Regions from separate parts of the Homo sapiens genome. Here region 2 is linked to region 1. A link is a contact called in ENCODE POLR2A ChIA-PET data. All regions are on one chromosome and are shown on one strand. The core of a region is the stretch at or near the end of the contact, and the rest is flanking DNA. Distances in the headings are between cores, read along the strand shown.

The links. ChIA-PET counts read pairs that join two places held with the same protein, here RNA polymerase II (POLR2A).
Region 2: POLR2A ChIA-PET joins it to region 1 with 13 read pairs in HEK293. The contact joins the enhancer-like site here to the promoter of AFTPH-DT in region 1. POLR2A ChIA-PET finds 5 or more read pairs at or near these places in 2 of 52 experiments (H1 and HEK293).

Annotation. Positions count from the first base shown.
Region 1 is chr2:64,519,203-64,526,008 of GRCh38, reverse strand. AFTPH-DT (AFTPH divergent transcript) reads left to right here and starts at 1,854. Exons shown (of 1, transcript NR_136167.1): 1 at 1,854-3,820. It overlaps AFTPH (aftiphilin), which reads right to left and starts at 1,681. Exons shown (of 10, transcript NM_203437.4): 1 at 1,397-1,681. MIR4434 (microRNA 4434) reads right to left here and starts at 496; the gene lies at 444-496. RefSeq lists enhancers at 802-1,302, 1,303-1,803, 1,905-2,124 and silencers at 1,175-1,424, 1,435-1,514, 1,545-1,704.
Region 2 is chr2:65,414,757-65,421,562 of GRCh38, reverse strand. The region is part of intron 1 of SPRED2 (sprouty related EVH1 domain containing 2); the gene reads left to right. Among named protein-coding and RNA genes, the nearest start is that of SPRED2, 14 kb to the left of the region's middle. RefSeq lists enhancers at 181-680, 681-1,182. Within about 2 kb of position 4,467, at least 6 of the 41 ENCODE cell types and tissues checked have a DNase peak (open chromatin) inside an H3K27ac peak, as active enhancers do.

The DNA of each region.
Region 1 (6,806 bases), core at 605-3,104:
ATGTGTACTTTGAAGATCAACTGATATATCTAATTTAATCCACGGAGGAACAACTAGAGCTAATGAATATCTGCTAGGTGCCATTTACTGGGCTAGATGTTTTACACAAGATCTGTCTTTTAATCCATGTGAAATATCTTTATGAACAAAATTTAGGAGACTACCACAGATACTTTGTTTAAACAAATATACCTCTGCGAAGTGTTAAAAATGACTACTAAAAAAGCCAACATTTAAACTGGTAAAGCATATAAAATGTACGTGACTGTGTTAATTATATTAACATAATAATGTTGAAACATTTGTTGTCCCTAGAGTTTAGCATATATTTTAATGTCTAAGAGGTTAACTGAAAGCAACAATTAAGTGTAGCATCAAAGATAAACTCTGTGTCTCCCCTCCACCAAATAAAATCCTCGGAATAGGAGGTGGAAGGAAGACTTACACTGTAGGAAAAGTTGAAAACCAAAGTTCTACTTTACTTCTCCTAAAGTGAGAACTTTGAAACGGAACCATTACTTTTGTTTCATCCCCCCGCCCAGTAAAAAATTTACATGTATGAGTCAGTTCTTCCCTCGGCCCCAACAGAAAAGATTCAGTATAACCAAGCTATAACTTGCACAAAGCAACAAGGAAAAAAAAACCTTGCTATCCCCATTACTTTCCTAATAGAGCAAGGACCCTACCACCCCTCACTCCATACTCTGCCTCTGCCCCAAGCAAGACGCAGCACCTGCCAAACCAGGCACTTAAGGAATATGGTCCAACTTTTCAAACGCAAACTGGAGAGGAGACGCAGATAATTTCTTGAAGAGTGCAAGAAGACAGCAGAAAAGGTACTCTGAGGAAGGGATGCGTGAGCTTTGGGGCTGTCCCCTCTGCCTGTTGGAGGATTCCAAATTCGCTTGCTTCAGAGACCCTTGGAAGCAGCACACTCAGGTCGCGGCCAGCCTCGGGCCTCGGTGAAGGAGGCAGTGTTTACACCTGTCACGAGGGAGGGGGAAGGAGAGCGAAGAAGCCCAAGCAAAGCCCCAAACTTCTGAACAGCTCCCTGGAGAACGCAGCCAGCGCGGAGCTTTGGGAGGTGGAAGCAAAGGGGCAGGGAGAGCCGGCGGTGGCCGGGGAGGGAAGGACTCCCACTTACCCGGCCGGTGCCCGGGATGGCGAGGAGGGGGCCGTGCGCTTCGGGCGCCACCAGCGGCGTTCCCGCACTCGCCGCAGAAGAGAGCAGAGCCGGGAGCCCGCAGGCCCGCAGAGCCAGCTCCGTCCTCACAGCTCCCGGCTCCGCGGCGGGCAGATGCTCCCGGCCCGGGTGAGGGTCTGGCTGCTGGGCCGGGCCTGGTCCCCGCACCCTCTTTCCCCGGCGCAGCTAGGGGAGCGGAGCGGCGGCGCTTACCTGGCTCCTTCGGGGCGGCTGCGATGGGCATGGCTCAGGGGCCCGGGGAGGAACTGACTCCCCGGGGAAGGACCGTCTATTCCGACGCGGAACTGGTGAGAGCGGAAGGCCGGCTGCTCACAGCCCTGTCAGCGCAGCAGCACCATGGACGCCCACCCGGAGTTTCACCGCTGCCGCGGGACCCCCATCCCACTACCCTCCGCCCTCTTCCGCCGCCGCCGCCGCCTCCTCCACCTCCTCCGCGGAGACCCCCCGCCCACTCCACACACTCTCCCATCATGCAGCGGGGGAACCGCTGCCGCCGACACGTCACTTCCGGGCGCAGGTGGCTAGGTCGGGACCGGGCGCTGGTGGGTGCTGTGGGGTGGGGGAGGACACTCCAGGGGAATTGGTGTCACAGAACGCTTATCCCTGCGCAGGCGCTGTCGTGCAGAGCGCCGACCGCCATTTTGGGTGCGGGCAAGCTGCCCTTTCCTTTTACTTCCTTGCGAGTCATAGAGCTGTAGGGGGATAGACGTCTTCCCGCACTCAGGCGCCGGTTGAGGCTGCGCTCCTGGCGAAGGACAGGTGCTCCTTTCAGCCGGTTAACGTTCAGCTCAAGACCGGATTAAGTCTCTTGCTCTCCAAATAAAATTGTAAAGGTTTGGAAATATAGAACCACATTTTTACCAAAAACCTACTAGAGAGCATTCGTCAGCTTGCCCTTTTCGCCCCGAAAAACGACTTTTTCATTCACAGCCTGTCTCTTCCTCTTTTTAAATTTATGCCGACAGAGGAAGAAGCTGATATTTAACAAATAACAAGAGGTTGCGATAAATAGAATTTAAGGTGGGAAAGCAGCCGCCAAACTGACAAATCGTCTTCGAGACCGACAAGAAAATAGTAGTCCGGAATTTGGCTAATGGATGGAGAAGGTGGTCGTTTTTCATAGACCCTTACGGAGAATATCTAGTGAAGCTAAAGAGATCACCATAAACTTATGCATTCAAACGCATTTCTGGAACAGAGGTCGTAACCGATTTTGTTTCCATCATCAGTCCTGAACAGTTGATTATTTATATAATCAACTGTTATTTATATAAAGGTAATAAAAATATTACCTTTCCTCCTCCTTTACAATGAATATCTGTTAGAACACCTGCCAGTGTAACAATCAGACTACAAGGCTACAGGATTATGATTACTGTCTCGGATGATGAGCCCGGGGTCCTACAAATCATGACCCCCGCCGGCCCCTCATTCTGCCCATATTTGCCAAACGTCTGCATCAGTAATTTGAATAATTTAAAATAGTTCCAAAACAGCAAAGCTCAGCAGTTACGCAAAGAAACAAGAATGGAAAACATCCCCTCAGGCACAGAGAAGTGTCCACCCCTTTGGGTGGAGGAATTATACAAATCAGGAGAAAGATAAGGACAATAGCAGTTCATCACGATTTATCCCGCCTCTGCAATGTTCTAGACAAATTAACTCGGAGCGCTCCAATGGACCCGCATTTGTCTCTTTACTATTCAATCGCTGTAAGATATACGGAGACTGCATCACTTTAAATGGGAGTATCAATTGCTTTGTGGTTATGCTGGATTTTGTGTTATTGCTCAGTCACTAAAGTAAGAAAAATCTATATGGCTTGTCAAATTTATGCCTATTGTATTTCGCCCCCTGCTGGTTTAGCTCGTGTGCAAGCTTGAATTTGTGTGTGTGTAGAAACTAGAAATTGATTTTAAACGAACACATGCTTGTTTTCATTTTACAGCTCTACTAAACAGAAATATCAAAATAAGAACATATGACTAGACCTTAAAGCAGACCCTACACTAAGAACATGTTTAAACTAAATGAATTTAAACTGCACTCCAGCCTGCGCGACAGAGTGAAACCCTGTCTAAAAAAAAATTAAATTAAATTGCACACCCCCCATCAGCTTACAATTTTGTAATAGGGAAATTGAGTACCTATTTGGCCAACTAACTTGTAATTGGTAATCTTACATGTAATTCCGAAGACAGTGCCCTAATGCTCATGACATTTTATTACAAAGGGAAAGTATTTGAGTGTTTTTAAGGTGATAAATCTGTGGGAAATATAAAGTCCATTTCATTTGGAGTCAATGATAGTATTGTTTTTATTTACCTTTTAAAAATTATGGCCATAACTGCATTACCTAAGATTTGGCATCAAGAAAAGAAGAAGAAAAAAATTACCAGTTAACATTTGTTGTATTTACTTCTAGTTTTTTTTTCCTGTGCGTACTTTTTACAAACTTGTAATCATAATTTAAGTAGATTTTGTGTCCCTTTTGTGTTGTAAGCATTTCCACCCATCGTTTAATGTAAAACCTTAATTTTAATTGGCTGCTTAGTAGTCAATGGAATGACCACTATATGGATAGTTTTCAGTATTATAAAATAATACTTAGATGAACATTTTGTGTGTGTGGCTTTGTTCAATTTTAGAATTTTTTTTCTCAGTATAAAAGTTACTAAGCGAAAAGGCAATGAATGTTTTATTGGTAATTTATCATCTCATATTATTTTCCAAGAGACTGCTAATTTAGAATGCCACCAGCAATATATGAGTGCACTAATTTTACCACCTCCTTACCAACCAGCAGTGAATGATAATTAAGAGGGGAAAAAAAGATGGAAAGAATAAAAAGTGAAAACAGTTTAATTCATTTTATATTGTGTAAGAAATTAACAGACAAGCAAGAACAAAACCTCAGCAATGTGTTGGTGTTCTGGAAAAGCAATATGCGTAGAACCTGGGTCTATGACCAGTTCTGTTGTCACTATGATTTTGTATAAGTTACTCAACCTCTCTTGACCTCAGTCTCCTTATATAACAAATGAGAGAATACAGTCAGATCACAGGTTCTCAACCCTCTTAGGACAAATAATGTTTTGGCACATGTATCTCTTTAAGAATACGGTAAAAGCTTTGGCTCTTTCTATAGAAAAATGCTTGTATCCACAGACACTCAAATTTCTCATCCTAAAGCTCATTCACAGAAGAGGGTCTTTGAACCACAGCTTAAGAAATATGCACCAGATAATCGCCAAGGTCCTTTCTGTATCTAAACATTTACTTAAAATTTTATTTATTTATTTATTTATTTATATTTTTATTTTTTTGAGACAGGTTCTCCCTCCATTGCGCAGGCTGGAGTGCAGTGGTGCCATCACGGCTCACTGCAGACTCAACCTCCTGGGCTCAAGGGATCCTCCTACCTCAGCCTCCGAAGTAGCTGGGACTGCAGGTGCATGTCATCACGCTCAGCTAATTTTTTTATTTTTTGTAGAGATGGGGTCTCACTATGTTGCCCAGGTTGGTCTCAAACTCTTGGGCTCAAGCAATTCACCCACCCTGGCTTCCCAAAACGCTGGGATTACAGGTATTATGTCACCACTACCTCTTGAAATATGTCCTTCATACAGTTCTATAAAAATAGGTTATTAGGCTGGGCATGATGGGTGACGCCTGTAATCCCAGCACTTTGGGAGGCCGAGGTGGGCAGATCACTTGAGCCCAGGAGTTCAAGACCAGCCTGGGTAACATGGTGAAACTCCATCTTTACAAAAAATTAGCCAGGTGAGGTGGCATGCTCCTGTAGTCCCAGCTACTCGGGAGGCTGAGGTAGGAGGATCACCTGAGCCCATGAGGTCAAGAATGCAGTGAGTTGTGATTGCGCCACTGCACTCCACCCTGGCTGACAGAGCAAGACCCCTTCTCAATAATAATAATAATAATAATAATAATGAGCGACTTTCCCAAAGTGTGATGAGCAACAGAGATTTTGTTTCTTAATCATTCCCACTGATCTTTCTTGGATTTGCTTATCAAATTTATTGCATAAATAATAAAAATTACAATTTGGTGTTATAGTACTTCCTGGAGTACTGGATATCTAGAACTTTATGGACATATTCAATGTATCAGGGAAAATATTGAATATTTCAATATTTAATATGTCTTAACCTGTTAAGACAGTATTAATTTTATCCATAAAATTGGAGAGGTAGGGAAGAAACTGCTGTTTGACTACATTATTTCTAAAGGTGCTGAAACTTTTTCAGCAAATTTTTTAAAGGCTCAAATTCTGTATATAAAGTTCTAACAAATTTTATAGAACTTTCCAACGAAAAACTTTTGAAGGATGGGCTTCTGGTAGTGGTAATTGACCTGAATACGTAACATTTAAATCAAAGACCTCAAACTAATTTCCTAGATTTATCTAGACATATTCTTTTGCTACATGAGGACCAGCGTTCCACCCCCTTTGGAGGATTTGACAACAAGGTGCCATCTTGGAAGCAGAGAACAGCACGCACCAAACAACCAAATCTCTTGGCACCTTGATCTTGCACTTCACAGCCCCAAGGACTGAACCTGTACCCACTCATGGGCTTACCACATATGGAGCAATATAGATGGAGTGTTCTCCTGAAGGGAGCTGCAGCCCAACCTTCTTCTTTATTCTAGTCTTCAAGCCTCTCTTTTGGCTCTGAGCAAAGCTTTGAAGGGCTCATTATGTGCTATAATGGTTCCACTATCAACCTGCTATGTTGTGAAATTCAGCCTGATCACCTGGAGAAAACATGACCTTTCTGAGCAACTTGTCTCTCAGGAGAAAAGTCTCCTTTATTTTGAAGGAGATTGGCCTCAGGGCACTGTGGAAGTGATAACTCTATTTCTACTTTTGTCCCTTATTTCAAGGTGAAGAGAAGTGGAAACCTTGCAGTGAGTCATGACAAAAATATATAAAGTAAAACATTAAAATTAATTTCACCTGTTTCTTTTTACTTTTTAAAACTAGCTACTAGAAAATTTTAAATCACAATGTGGCTCACATTATATTTCTATTGTACAATGCTGAACCTTTGTTTAAAACCTACATCTGTCTTTAAATTTGTGTAGTCATAGGATCCAGGGAAATACAATAGAAATAGTTTTCATGCAATTTTAACAGTTGCATGAAGGCAGAGACTTCTGTCTGCTTTATTCATTTCTATATTCCCAACTTCAAGAAAGTGGCCTGGTACATGGTTGATGGCGATACATATTTATTCAGTAAATGACATTCCATTGAATGAGTGGCGTGGGTAGTTCTAGAAAAAAAAATTTAATGTATTTCTGTTTTTTTTGTTTGTTTGTTTGTTTGTTTGTTTGTTTTTTGAGATGGAGTCTCTCTCTTGTTGCCCAGGCTGGAGTGCAGTGGCGCAATCTTGGCTGACTGCAACCTCCACTTCCTGGGTTCAAGCGATTCTCCTGCCTCAGCGTCCCTAGTAGCTGGAATTACGGGTGTGCGCCACCTTGGCCAGCTAATTTTTGTATTTTTAGTACAGACGAGGTTTCACCATGTTGGCCGGTCTGGTCTTGAACTCTGGACCTCAGGTGATCCGCTTGCCTT
Region 2 (6,806 bases), core at 3,218-5,717, 890 kb before region 1:
GACCTGTATTGTAGCCTTGCTGTTTTGTGGGGAGGATCCTGTAGCCGTGCTTCTCAAACCTGAGCTTACATAGGGATTCCCTGGGGAAATCTGGTAAAATGAGGATTCTGATCCTGAGATTCTGCATTCTTAACAAACTCCCCAGGAATTATGCCACTGAGGGTTCATGGGCTTATCCATGGCTGTGATGGTTTTATCTTCATTGTCCAGACCCTAATAAAAAGATGACTTCACATCTTTGGCATTTTGAATGTTTGCTGAAGAGGCTCATTTGATAAGAAGGTGGTGATCATACACTGAGAGGTATCATCAGGTGCCTGTCCCTCCCCATTCTTAGCAGGACTTCCAGCTTTGAGGTACAGCTTGATTTTAAATGGAAATGTACTAGAAGAATTTTTTCTTTTTTTATGGCTGAAAGAAAGTTCTCGGTGAATGCTAGGAGGCCCATGAGATCCATCACTTAAAAAGAAATGTGAAGTCCCAAACTGTATGTGTAATGTCTGACTGTCAGACAAATCAGTCATGTATGCACGGAAAGGCTGCCGCCCTGGGAAGCTTGGGCGCTCAGCCCTAGAAGAAATCACAGGAAGTAATTAAACAGAGAAGGTCAGAGAAAGAGGAAGTGGTTGTGTTGTTTCTGATGCAAAGAGCATTGTTGTTACTGGGAATCAAGATGATGATGTTTAAATCTCTTGGAATGTGACTGCTTGGGGATTTGATTGTATTGTGGTCCTTTTAGTTTATTCTTTTAGACAGCAATGTAGTTAGGAAATGAATTGCTTTTAGGTCTTATCAGGAATCCCCACGTGCCTAAGCAGAAGTCTTAAGCGGGAGTTGGTTGTAGCTTGGCAAATTGCACTTAAATGAAATGAATGTCAAGACTATTAGAGGTTAATTTTAGGTGTCTGGAGTTCTCCCTAATTCTCCTGATTAAACACTTTAACATAATAGTTTCCTTAATTGGAATAATGATGGAATATTAGCATGCATATTAAACCATTTACCCAAATTTGAATAGGGTTAAAATGCAAATTATCCATCACTTGTCAGTGCTTACTCTTTACAGATAATTCTGGTGAGAAATCGGGAAGAGACTGGAATATGAATTGGAATAGGGCTTTCTACTTGAGGCAGCTTTGCTGGGAAAGTCAAGAATAAACTAGAGGACTGAAACAAGTGAGAGGCCCCTTTGTTTCCCCCCAAAAGGGGTACTAAAAATACGAAGGCCTGTGCTGTCAATAACTCCAACACGGAGGTGGGTACAATGGGAAATCTGAAATAAACTATAGACCCTCCAGTTGTATCTTCATTAGGTTGTCATATTTTTCCTTTTTTTTTTTTTTTTTTTTTTTTGAGACAGAGTCTTGCTCTGTTGCCCAGGCTGGAATGCAGTGGTGCAGTCTTGGCTCACTGCAACTGCCGCCTCCTGGGTTCAAGCGATCCTCCCACCTCTGCCTCCCAAGTAGCTGGGTCTACAGGCAAGCGCCACCACGCCCAGCTAATTTTTGTATTTTTAGTAGAGGAGGGGTTTCACCATGTTGTCCTGGCTGGTCTCGAACTCCTGACCTCAAGTGATCTGCCCACCTCAGCCTCCCAAAGTGCTGGGATTACAGGTGTGAGCCACCGCGCCTGGCCTGGCTGTCACATTTTTCTTTCAGAAGAAGGTGAATAAAACTTAAGGTCTCTCCCCAGCATTTAGATATCTCATCTGCAAGTCTTGAACTGATGCTACTAGCCAGTGGTTCCCAAACTAGTGTCTGGGAAACCATATGCACTCCATGCATTGTTTGTGAACCAAATACGTAATGTCTCCCAAGCATATGTATTACTGTCTTTCAGAGTATGTAGCTACATTTGTAGAATAATAAAATACAACCTTATTACAATACTACTGAATTCACAGTGGATGTTTGGCATATATTTTTCTTGGCTCACAGTTAATAAACACACACACACACACACACACACACACACACACACACACAACTATAATCCCTGTGAAGGGAAGTGCTCCCTGAATTTTTTCCCTTTGAGTCCTTGTGCTTGGAAAGTTGGGAATTATTGTTATGAACCGCATTCTGGATATAAGAACGTAAGTGTGGGCACTCTTTGGGGGTGAGGGATGAATACACAGAGGGTGCCTTGGTACTCTGGAGTGGATTTAGTGGAAGGTCTGAAGGAAAGCAAAGGACATGTTTAGTTGGAGTTGGATGGGGGGAGTTACAAGTGAGTCTAACCTACAGACTATGTATAAAGTTTGGGTCGTCTGATTAAAGGAGGAAGAGTTAGGGGAGTGAATCTTCTGTCTGCCAGCTCTGTCCCCTTTCTACTCTTGGAGTTAGCACCTTGTCTGTGTGGTACACAAGTGGAAAAGAGGATACACTCAACACTAAAAGTTCTTGAATGTGGATACCAAGTCTAAAGCAGATAGGTACCTGCTTGCCAAGTGTGGTAAGTTCTGGGATGGGAGTCAGAAAACTTAGGTCTGCCACTGACCTGCTGTGTGGCCTTGAGCAAGATTGTCAGCATCCCTAGACTCAGTTTTCTCATCTCTAGAATAAAGGGATTGAATAATAAAGTAATATTTAAGGATTCTTTTCATTCTAAATATTGCAAGCAGAATTTATATTTTTTAAAAAAAGACTTTTATTCTTACTTATAAGCATAATATTCTTGTTTTAAATAAAAAAAAATGATAAGAAATTAAAGGCCAGGTGCGGTGGCTCATACCTGTAATCCCAGCACTTTGGGAGGCTGAGGTGGGCAGATCACTTCAGGTCAGGAGTTTGAGACCAGCCTGGCCAATATGGTGAAATCCCATCTCTACTAAAAATACAAAAACTTAGCTGGGCGTGGTGGCGTGCATGTGTAGTCCCAGCTACTTGGGAGGCTGAGACATGAGAATGACTTAAACCCAGGAGACGGAGGTTGCAGTGAGCCAAGGTCGTGCCAGTATGCTCCAGCCCGGGCAACAAAGTGAGACCCTGTCAAAAAAAAAGAAAAAAGAAAGAAAGAAAAAGGAAAGAAAGAAAGAAATATTTATCACTGCACCAGCCAGGGGAGAGTTCACTTCCGACAAGGTGAGTCTTGAGTCTTTGAGGACTCAGAAAAGGATGATGGTAGTATTTAGGGGAGGAGACAGGTCAGCAAGGTGGAGAGGAGACATCTCATGTCCAAAGGTTTCTTCCACAGATAGGGACACTCCATGTCTGAGTTTATGCTGGGGGAGCTCAGAGAAAGCCAGTCAAGTCAGGTGAGGCTAAATTTGGGAGGATATTGAGTACCAGCCAGGCTGACAAAGCACGTATTTGGACTTTTGTTCTTTGAGTAGAACAGAGCTGGTTGAGGCTTTGAAACAAAGAGACGATGAAGTGATATGTTGGTAGAATCAAACAGATTAGTTAGAGAGTGCAGGCTAGGCTGGAGTCAGGGAGACCACTAATAATTCTGTCTGACAGATCTCAGCTGGATTTTTCTCTCTGACTTTAGTTAAATGCAGTGAGCCTGGATATAGAAACATATATTGTGAAGAGATAGTTGTTGGGGAAGATGGTCAAGGGGGCTGTGAAATTCAGAACAAAATTAGCCAACTTATTTTGTAAATCAGACATACAGCCTAGAATTAACCCAAGTGAAGTTTTGTTTTTGTTTGGTTTCAGTATTGTTACTTCTCACAGCACTCGTCAGTGAAGTGGTGAATGCTTTGCCCTTTCTCGCTGAAGTAAAATGGTTTCCATCTGACCATAACCTTTTAGAACTAGAGAGGATCTTAGGAAAATACGAGCTCAGCTCCCTCTTTTTTACACATAATTTGCAATCTGGAGAGGCTGAGTGACTAACTCAGGGTCACAAAGCTAGTTAGTTTGGGCTAGATCAGTGAGATATCATCTGGTTCCAGGCCTGTTTTGGGTACTGTGTTAAACATTCATGACAACTGCTTTGAGTTACTGAACCCTCAGGAGATAGGAAAAAGATGGTGGAAATTAATTGAGATAAAGGTGGCCCAGGTAGATGTTGAACCACCAGCATTGAACAGATGGCTAGCCTTGGTCACACCCTGCATGAGGTGGAGGTAGATGAGCTTCCCAGATGCTCTTCTTGTGTAGCTCTCCTGAACATGGTAGGTAGGGGTCTTAAGCTTTGGTTTCCGCATGTCTGTGTTCCAGGTACAGGAGCACTGGGAGTGGAGGCAGGGAAGGGCCTTCAGCTCACTATCCTGGGAGAGAGAAGGTGGGTCCTTAGATGATCAGCTGAAATACATGTGAAGTTCCAAGGTTTTTGCACCTGGGCACCAGAAAAATGTTTATGAAACATTACCTATGCTTGTTCTTCCCCCGCTGCTCCAGTGCCTTCTGTTCTCCCCATGTGTTTGCTTTTGATGTTAACTGCCAAGGTGGTGTGGTCATAGACAGCAGGAAGTAATATCTGATATGCAGGTCTCCTGGGGTGGGGGGAGGTGGGTGCCAGGATGGGAAGGGTGGCGGTTTTGGCACATTGTTGTGAGAACTCTGTGCACTTAGAAGCCAACAGGTGCTGTTATAGCAAAGAGAGAGAAGAAGGAGGAGTTGACCGTCTGGTCATACATATAACCAGCATTTTTTATGGTAGCTTTTTACTCTTAAGTTTTTCTAAGGCCACTGCACCATAGGTTAACTCCGAATAAAGTGGGGCTTGTCCTCTGTACTGAATCACACAGCTAGTAAGTATCATGGCCAAGGGCATCTACAAACCTAGGCTTGAGACAGAATGAAAATAGTCCCCAAACCAAGACACAGTATCCGGAGAGCCCAAGGTCCCACAGACGCCTAGGAGGTCCCACCCAGCTTTGCCATGGTAAGGCTTGATCCATTTCCCCATCCTACTTTGAAACTAGATTTTACCATCAGGACTCCCGTTGGGATAACAAAATTCATACTGCTTGTGTAGGACAGGAAACTTGTATTTTTTAAAAAATTTCCTTCTCTTGGGCTTCCAGCGACCCCCCTCCCCTCTGCTTTTCTTGTTAATCCCCATCAGCTGGGCATTCTTCTTAGCATAAAGGATCCCTTGTGAGGCTAAACTGTGAGGGTAGTTTGGTTATAATGGCTTACCTGTAGACCCACTCTTCCACACTCTCTTGTTCAGGATGGAGCAGTACAACAGTGACCAGGAGAACTAGATGTGTGTGGTTCATTTCCCATCCCGTCCCTGGGCAGTGTGTTGGTTGGCATGCAGCCTGAAATATACACCCCCCCAACTGTCTCAACAAGGACAATTTAGCAACAAAACCAGAGGCCCCAAGGAAGAGCATATCTGAGGTTGCTTGGGGATGTCACCAAGGAGAAACAACACTCTTCATCTCTCCCATCTTAACCTTTCTCATCCGTAGACCGATTGAATCTGAATGTCACCCCCATCCTCCCATCCTCCCGAGTTGGTATTTTAATAATCCAAGAGATTCTAACATGCTTTAGCTAATCCGGGATTTAGAAGGGGCAACACCCAAATCAAACCTAGAAGGTTGCAACCAACCTGGGCAGTATTGACCAGGGAGCATTTAGTCTTTTTAAAGATCCTCCTCTCTCTCTTCTGCCTATTAATTCATTCCGATTAATCTGTCATACTGGGTGGTATTTAAAAGGTGACACACATTCGTATTAGTGAGCTGAGGAGAGGAATGTTGCTCCTTTTCTTTCGCCCTTTGTTCTTTCTCATTTCAAATTAGATGACCAATAACCTCCCAGGGAGGCATATACCAAATGGATGTTACATGTGAAGCAAATTGTAAGAGCCAATAAAAAATAAATTCTAATTGTTGATCCAAAGAGTCGCTTTGAATAAAAAAAATTAAAAAATAAAAAAAAAATCACCTACAGCAGTCCAAAATTATAACTGGTTTTTATTTTTATTTTAAAAGGTTCGGCTGAAACTTTAAAAGGTCTATTAATGTTTTCAGAAATTTTCCTTGGTGATGTAACACAGATGTCTTTAGGATATGAATTTAGCTATTTTAATGGTTAAAGCAGTAAATATAGAGGTGTTTTAAAATGTTGCCCCTTTTTGGTGGAGTGGGGGCCAGTTACTTTGCAGGGAACAGGAATAATTCCTTATATTTGAATTTTTTTTTTTTTAACAAAACTTTGTTAACATAGGATTGGTATTTGCTTGAATTTAAAGGAAAGCAGAGCTATAAAATCATATGCTTTTACCTAGAAATGAAAATACATTGACTTAAAACAGATGTCTCTAACAAAGACTGATGCCAGGTTTTAAGATTGTATCTTGTCACCCACAAGTGTGGCACTGCATGCAAATGTGGGGAAGGCCCAAAAGTTGTTTTAATGTCTTAGGAGAAAATGTGAAGGGCATACATAAAAATGGGACAGAGTCTTACACAACAGCGTGAATGTACTTAATGCCACTGAATTGTATAAAAATGGTTAAAGTGGTAAGTTTTATGTTATGTATATTTTAGTATGATTAAAACATTTTGTTTAGGCTAGTTGTGATGGCTCACACCTGTAATCCCAATAGTTTGGGAAGCTAAGACAGGAGAACAGGAATTCAAGACCAGCCTGGGCAACATAGCAAGACTCTGTGTCTACCAAAACAAAAAAAAATTTTTTTAAACGGGATAGAGTCAACTAATGACTCAGAGAAACACTTCCCTCCTGAAAAATGGAATCCTGGACACAACTATCTGGCTTTTACATCCTTATTTATAGATTTCTAGCTCCCAATCAATTCCTGCCTAGTCCCCTCTGCAACTCTGTTCTCCCTGTCCCGCCCCAAAAGCTCCCTTCACAGAAATTTAAAGAAGATCAACT